Regions from separate parts of the Homo sapiens genome. Here region 1 is linked to region 2. Evidence: chromatin contacts called from ENCODE Hi-C or POLR2A ChIA-PET data. All regions are on one chromosome and are shown on one strand. The core of a region is the stretch at or near the end of the contact, and the rest is flanking DNA. Distances in the headings are between cores, read along the strand shown. Region 1 holds the start of ARMC12 (armadillo repeat containing 12). Region 2 holds the start of SRPK1 (SRSF protein kinase 1).

Evidence for each region. A loop is a pair of places that touch in the nucleus more often than their neighbours do. ChIA-PET counts read pairs that join two places held with the same protein, here RNA polymerase II (POLR2A). Pooled maps may share reads with other maps.
Region 1: a pooled map shows a loop between it and region 2 (2.3-fold over the local background). The contact joins the promoter of ARMC12 here to the promoter of SRPK1 in region 2. A Hi-C loop is called at or near these places in 2 of 37 single-sample maps with no recorded cell type and 7 of 50 pooled maps. POLR2A ChIA-PET finds 5 or more read pairs at or near these places in 5 of 52 experiments (H1, MCF 10A, WTC11 and 2 more).

Annotation. Positions count from the first base shown.
Region 1 is chr6:35,735,575-35,739,545 of GRCh38, forward strand. ARMC12 (armadillo repeat containing 12) reads left to right here and starts at 1,458. Exons shown (of 6, transcript NM_001286574.2): 1 at 1,458-1,697; 2 at 2,453-2,598; 3 at 2,810-2,944. The coding sequence starts at 1,535. It overlaps LOC285847 (a long non-coding RNA gene), which reads right to left and starts at 1,373. Exons shown (of 10, transcript NR_027117.2): 1 at 1,267-1,373; 2 at 189-304. RefSeq lists enhancers at 1,738-2,346, 2,347-2,955, 3,564-3,971.
Region 2 is chr6:35,918,757-35,922,619 of GRCh38, forward strand. SRPK1 (SRSF protein kinase 1) reads right to left here and starts at 2,342. Exons shown (of 16, transcript NM_003137.5): 1 at 2,288-2,342; 2 at 1,712-1,772. The coding sequence starts at 2,300. RefSeq lists silencers at 2,005-2,594, 2,625-2,684.

The sequences.
Region 1 (3,971 bases), core at 208-2,707, 180 kb before region 2:
CTGTCCCAGTTCTCCCAAAAAGGGATCAGGGCCAGGTAGGTGAACACCTGTTCTGGTGCAGCATGCTCAGCACTGGCTGTGGGCGTGGCCCTAGTTTGGAGCTGGCCACTTGCCTGTTCTGCAACAGAGAGTGGGGACAGAAGTTGCGGGGAGACCCTGGTGGGGAAGAGGGAAGGGTCTGGTCTCACCTGCCCCATCCTAGTGGTGGGGATCAAGACCTCCACAGGTGGGCTCACATCCTCTGGGGTGGTGGCATCTTCTGACTCCAGAGGACCTCACAAGCCGCCTCATATCCCTGGGGAGGCTGAGAGGTGATACTTCCAAATTTAGCTGAAAGGCACAGACTTACCCACATTTTAATCCTGGAGTTTTAGAATGGTAAATCCGAATCCCTTTAGGTTACAAATGCAGAAACAGACTAAGGCAAAGGCGATCCCTTTCTCCTCCAAGGTCACTCTGGTTAGAAGGGTCTGGAGCCCCAGTTACTAGATGCTGTCATTGTTCTGCCGCCAAGTCCTTAAAGAATGGCAGAACATGACTTAAACCACCTGCTAAGTACAAGATTCTATGCTGGAGATGCAAAGGTAGCTGTCCTCAAGAGCACTTTGTCAAACAGGTAAACTTCAGGGCAACATGCAGATGCTGGAAAAGGGTGGATTTGCCTCAAGAGTCTGTGCATGCTTTCTAAGATACTCCCCTCCTTTTCATCCTCTGATGCGGGGAGGGAACCCTACCTGAAGAAACACCCCAAGGCCCAGGGGTAGATCTAGGGTGGAGAGATCACATATGGGAGGGCCCGGAAAGAAAAGGAACAGGGTTGTCAATGGGCATACCCCAAACACCTCACCCAGAAATGCCCTAAGGCCCCAGCCCGGAAATGGACCTCTGCTGCCCTCTAATGGTGGAAAGGCAGCCTCTGGAGCTACCTGCTGGGGTCCCCCCTTAAAGAAGAGGAGATGTGAAGGACACTTCTGCCCTCTCCCCTTTTATTCCCCTTCTGTCTTATGCTTCATCTCCTGTGGTCTCTAAAGCAGAACCTTCTCTTTTTTTTTTTGAAATGGAGTCTTGCTCTGTCGCTTAGGTTGGAGTACAGTGGCGTGTCAGCTCACTGCAACCTCAACCTCCCAGGCTTAAGCGATTCTCCTGCCTCAGTCCCCTGAGTAGCTGGGATTACATGTGTGCGCCACAATGCCTGGCTAATTTTTTTGTATTTTTAATAGAGACAAGGTTTCACCATATTGGCCAGGCTGGTCTCGAACTGCTGACCTCAAGTGATCTGCCTGCCTTGGCCTCCCAAAGTGCTGGGATTACAAGTGTGGGCCATGGTGCCTGGCCCCATCTGTTCTCGAGCACTCCTGGCTGCCCCATTTCCTGACCACTGCCCTCCATCCCATTATCTCCCCAGTTTCCTTTGTTGCCTAGGTTCCAATTCTGGTACCCTGGTTCCTGACCCTGCCAGAGTTCTGGTTCCGGAAGGCCCCCCACAGGTGCCTTGGGCCTAGCTCTCACCTGGGCCCAGGGCAACACTGAAGACATGGGCAAGAGCATCCCCCAATACCTGGGGCAACTGGACATCCGCAAAAGCGTAGTCAGCCTGGCCACAGGCGCCGGGGCGATCTACCTGCTCTACAAGGCCATCAAGGCTGGCATAAAATGCAAACCACCCCTCTGTAGCAACTCACCCATCTGCATCGCCCGTGAGTGTCCGGGCCCTGGGGAGAGGGCTCTGCCCCAGGAGGCACCTGCTCCCGAGGCCTCTGCTGTGGGAGGGCCCAAAGGTGATGCCTCCAAGTTCCTCTTTCCTTTGTCTTTCTCTTGTCCATCTTCCTCAAGCCCACCCTGCAGCGTCCTAGGCAAGGCCCTGCCAGAGATGCTAGCTCAGGGTCCCTGGATCTCACTCAAGTGGATCCTCAGACTCATCTGGCAGGTCTCCAAATACTACATTTCCTCTGGCTCCCAGGATTCCACTTCTTGGAAACTTGGTGTCGGCAGCTCCCCCCATCCCTTTTCTGCCCTAGGAACGTGAGGCTTTAAGGAAAGGGAAGATTGGAGGACTTACTATATGCCCAGAGCTTCCACTAGTCCACATGTTCTTTTGTGCAGAGTAGGAAAATGAGCCCCTTCTGCAAGACTCTTTATTGCCATCTGCTGGAATATCATTGCCACATACTGGTTATGATGAAATACTACTTGTTACCGCCATATGCCAGACAGTTGTTAGAGTAAATGGACAAATCTATGATGGTACGTTATGGACAATACAACATTAGATAGGGTGCCCTTGTGCAGTAAACATTCGTTCAACTGTACATGGTGGTCCTGCATATGGCGAGAAGGCTTCTCCGAAAAGGCAAGGCAGCCTTGTCCCCAAGTCCCTGTCCCCTACTTCCCAACCCCATTCTTTCATCACTTCTGAGTCCACAGCCTGAACTGGGCTGGGGTGGCTGTCTAGGCCTGGCAGTCGAGCGAGAGCGGCACGGGCGGGACTCAGGTGAGCTCCGGAGGCTCCTCAACTCTTTGGAGTGCAAACAGGATGAGTATGCCAAGAGCATGATCCTGCACAGTATCACTCGCTGTGTGTACTTGCTGGAGGCTGAGGTAAGGGAAGCAGGAGGTCCCCCCTAGCCGGCCTGGCCCCTGGGGGTTACGGCCGATCCCTGCCCCTGGAATGGCCAGACTATATCCTGGGACCTCTCTCTGGCTGATAGCGGTGGGGGGGGGGTGTGCGGAGGGATCTTGGTGACATGGGGGGCAGTGGGCCCAGAACACCCGCTTCTCCTGCCTCTTCCATCTCTCCCCAATACTCCAGGCCTCTGCTTGTACTACGGATGACATCGTGTTGCTGGGCTACATGCTGGATGACAAGGACAACAGTGTCAAAACCCAAGCTCTGAATACACTTAAAGCTTTCTCTGGCATCAGAAAATTCAGGCTCAAAATCCAGGTGAGCCCAGGGATGCGTGGTGGGGCATGCAGGATGTCTATAGTCCTTAAGTCCTTTAATTGCCATAGGATAAATGGTCATGTTCCAGAAGTTTGTTTGGGTGTGAATTTGTAACCCAGAAATAAGTGGGAAAACGGTGGTCAGATTCCCAGCAGGGTCATGAAGGCCTTTGAATTTCAGGATGAAACTGAATTGAGGCACTAGTGGTATCTCTCAACCCCAAAGAGAAGGACCCCCACTACCCCACAAGCTCCCTACCACTGCCACGTTTTTTCTGACACCAATTCCCAACACTGGCTGGGTGTTCAACAATTCAATTCAGTTCAGACACTATCCATAGTTAGGGCAGACTTCACAGGTTAAGGGCTGAGTCCCCCAAGACTTCCCCCCGACTTCAGGTACCAATCATAGGTCTGACTTCTGACTGGCCCGCTATGAATTCGGGGGTTCCCACAACTCCCTTTTTAGATCTACTAATTTGCTAGAATGGCTCCCAGAACTCAGGAAAGGACTTTACTTACTATTACTGGTTTTTTATATAAAGGACACAACTCAGGAACAGCTAAACGGAGGAGACACATAGGGCAGGGTGTCAGGGCGCGGAGCTTCCAGGCCTGTTCCTGGACCAAACTGAGGGCTGGGCTGCTATTGCTCCTGGCCCAATAACGAGATGCAGATGAACTGGGGAGGAAGAGAGTTTTTATTTCTGTAACCGGTTACAGGGAGAAGGCCAGGAAATTATCGCTGGACCAACTCAAAATTACAAAGTTTTTCAGAACTTATATACCTTCTAAGCTATATGTCTATGTGTAAATGTGCATTCATCTAAAGACGTGATTAACTTCTTTTAATTTATAACTAAGGTCTGAGTCCTGAAGACCTTCCACTGGAGCCTCAGTAAATTTACTTAATCTAAATGGGTCCAGGTGCTGGGGTGATTACCCTTATTTTGTCTCTTGCTAAATCAAGGAGTTTTGAGGAATTCCTTCAGATCCCAATAAACTTGTTTGTGGAGACCTGTGGCGTT
Region 2 (3,863 bases), core at 1,092-3,591:
AACAGATACACATCTGACTTTAGAAATAAAGCATATGGTCTAAATAGATAATCGAAAGTAACAGATTTCTGGTGCTTAAAGTATATCATCTATATACATTTACCCCTCAAATTACAGCTTGATTTGGGCTAATCTCAAATTAATTTCTAAGTGGTAAGAGAGATCTGGACAAATAGTCTGAGAGACCAGGATTTCTAAAAAATACAGAGTAATATAATAAAAACTGCAACTTCCTTGTATCAATAGAAAAGAACGTTTTAACACATTCTCATCAATTCCACAAAGAATAACTAAACTAGGCACAGAAAAGTAACATTTCAAGTCCTACTGCACACTAGAACCAAGTTAGCACCTTGCTGTTTCTATTAAACGATCTAGGATTAAAAACTGGTTTTGAATAATCCCATATATGGATAATCCAAAGGTAAACAGACACACACAAACTCTCATTTACAAGACTTCGTCACCAAGCACTTACAAAATACATTTCATAAGACAGAAGAGAAAATGGAGCAAGAGGTGAGGTCACCTACCACTTTAGTTCTATTGAAAGAGAGAAGTCATTATGTGCTCTCCCCAAACAGTAGGTAGCCTCCAAAAACAACACACACCCCTACACCCCCCTAATCTGGTATTGTCATTCAGTGGGGTGACCTAGGAAGGCCTTTGAAATGTGTTGTATCAGCTCAGAGGGAATTAGACCGCATACGATGCCACAAAACATCAAATAAATGTAAAACTATAAAGATAATACATCTAAAATTAAGATGTATTAATAACTAGGCATACAAGCTCTCTCTGAATACAAAGTGTGTAAGAGCTGATTTCCAAGATCCTTTGCAATTAAACGTTAGTACATGATGAAAGTTCTTAAGGCTTAGCCTCACTTGCTGCTAAGCCTGCTACCTGAGTTTCTACTAGGCTGTGACCAACTTTTGAACTTGCCACGATAGCACTAAACTACTGTTATGCATCCTACTGATAAAACTGGACATGTGGCGCTTAATACGCCAAACCAGAATCATCAATGTTTGTTAAAGAACTCTCCCGTTACTATTGTGATGTCCACTCCGGAAGATTATCTGCATCTGGTTGAGGTTTAGACAGAAGAGAAGCAGTTAACAGACACCGACTGTATACACAGCGGTCTGCCGGCACACTGCAAAAAAGCCGATACGCCTTACAGGCTCAGGAAGTTGACTAACCCAGGGAAAAGCCCCATGCCCTCCTCTATGAAAGGGAGTGTGTGGTTGGTAGAACCCAAAGTAAACACGGAAAAATTCATTCAAGAATTTCCTTAAGGCCTACCGTGAAGACGTCGGAGGCAAGTTAAGACGTTGGGGAGCAGGTAAGAGAGACCAGAGTTCAGAAACAGACCGATAATGATCTACCAGCTCCGGTGGGGAGGTCCAAGCTAGGGGAGTTTGTGCCTCCTCTGTGGAGTTGGGGAGGAAAGGTACCGGGCGGGCTCTGGTCCTCCTCCGACAGCCCTTTCCAGCAGGCCCGGGGCTGCTAAGACCCAGGCCTGGCGTTGAGCAACAGCAGCTCTCTTCCACATGGTTGCTGGAGAGCGACCCTCCGAGCTGCCCCGAGGCCATGTGGCTGCAGCCACAGGGTGCCCAAACCCGGTGCACGTTCAAGACGTGAAACCAGAGCAGAGAAGGTGCCGGAGGAAAATCCAAAGAATGGGATGTTGGGGTACAAGACTCACTTCCTTTGGGCTTTGTCCTTCTTGGCCTTGGTCCTTTTCTTTCGGGCCTGGAGCGCAAGCACTGCAGGAGAGAGGGATGGATGAAGGGCGAATGTGGAGGAAAGGAGGCGACCAAGGTGAGGGTGGAGACCCAGCAGGGGCGCCAGGCCCGGCTGCGGGGCCTGCCTCGGGGGCGGCTGCGGGCTCCGGCGAGGCGGCCGGCCGTGGGGCTGGCGGCCCACGGGGCGCAGAGCAGCGCCCGGGCGGGATGCGCCGGAGGGGTCTCAGGCCGGGTCAGGGGGCGGGCGGGTGGGGGTCTGCGTCGCCCGCCAAGGGCCGGGCCCTGGAGTGGCCCCAAGGCGCGAGCCGGCCTGGCGGGGAACAAGGGGCGGCTACGGCCGGCGCCAGAGGACGCCCGGACTGAGGGGCGCGGACCCGCAGCCCAGAGGCAGGGGGTGTGGGGCGGCGCCACCTCAGTGGAGGGGCGCCGCACGTCCGGGAACCGAACCGCGGCAGTTAAGCGAAGCTCCCGGCGCTGACCCGGGCCTCGCCCCGGCGACCATTGCCCCTCGTGGCGGAGGCCGCTCCACCGCTCACCTTTCCGCTCCATGGTGAGACCGGTAATCGCCAGGCGCCTGCGCACTCGAGTGGCGGCGACTCCCGCTCCCGCCGCGGCCCAAAACCGAGCCCGCTCACACTCCGCCCTCAGTCCCGCCCCACCCCCGCCCCACGATGCCGCGCGCTTGCGCGTTGGGCGCGGAGCCTACCACCTGCTCCCGAGGAGGGGGCGGCAAGGAGAGGGAGGGGGCGCAGCGGGGAGGAACGCCGGGGTGAACGTTGAAGGAGTGTTAGAGATCCAAGCTTGGAAACCTGGCAAGGTTAGTTTTGTTCTATTTGTTTAGAAAAGGCGCAGAGAGCGGCAGGGCTCTCTGCATGCTGCTGAGTCAGAGCTTCGGAGGCAACTGGGATCTGCCTCAGTTTCCTGGCCTGTAAAATGGATTAATCAGGCATGTCCCAGTTTCTCCTTCCCTGAGCTATTGTGAGCCCAGTTGAGATACTATTTAAAGAAAATGGAAAAAAATTACATGTGAGAAAGAAAAGGGAGTGGGAGCAACACAAAAAGACTGGAAGGAAAGAACCTGTGACCCTATTATCACTTGAAAAGTAAAAACTTCAAAAGTGAATTTTCTCTTGAAATTTCAAGTTTAAGTGAAAGCTGTAAAGGAAAGAAGGGGAAATGAGAATAAAAACGTTTAATGTTTTCTTATTCTACCACCTTCAATACATGATAAAGCTGTCTTGTTTATAAGTTTTTTTTGTTTTTATTTTCTAAGTGCATTATCTCATTTGATGTTTATGGCAACTTAAAGGCAAAATAGTTATTACTTCCATTACACAAAGACACTAAACTTAAGAGGGCCTGCCTATATGTTCAGAATCTTGGTGTACGACCCAGTTATTTAATCATGAAGCCCTTATTGTATAGCAGGCTCAGCAAAGTTTTTCTTTGGGCCGTACAGTAAATATTTAGGCTTTGTGGACCATAAGATCTCTTTCTCAGCTACTCAACTCTGCCATTGGAGCTCAAAAGCAGTCATAGAAAATATGGGCTGTGTTCCTATAAAGATTTATGTATGGACACTGAAATTTGAATTTCATATAATTTTCACGTCATAAAATGTTCTTCTATTGATTTAAACATGGTCTTTGTTAGGTTTTGAAGGGAAGGTGAGGGTTAAAGAAAGACAGAGAGAGCAGTCTTGCTCTGCTGCCTAGGCCGGAGTACAGTGGCATGATCTCGGCTCACTGCAGCCTGGACATCCAGGGCTCAAGTGATCCTCCCACCTCAGCCTCCCAAGGTGCTGGAATTACAGGTGTGAGCCACTGAGCCAGGCCCTTTTGATCTTTTTTCAACCGTTTCAACGGTTATTCTTATTTCAGATCTTAGTTTACCAACCCATGTTGTAAAGTACCGCAGCTGGACAGAGTGGAAGCTCTGAAGACCTTTGCTCTGAACAAGTAATTGAGAAGGGAAGATGAGAGGGCAATAGTACAGCACAAGTCAAGCATGGGGGCTTTGGCAGAACTTATTGAGCAAAGTAAGTAATTAAGCCCATCCAGAGAAGGCAGTTTTTGAGCTGGGTATTAGGAAATATGTAAGATTTCTATAGGT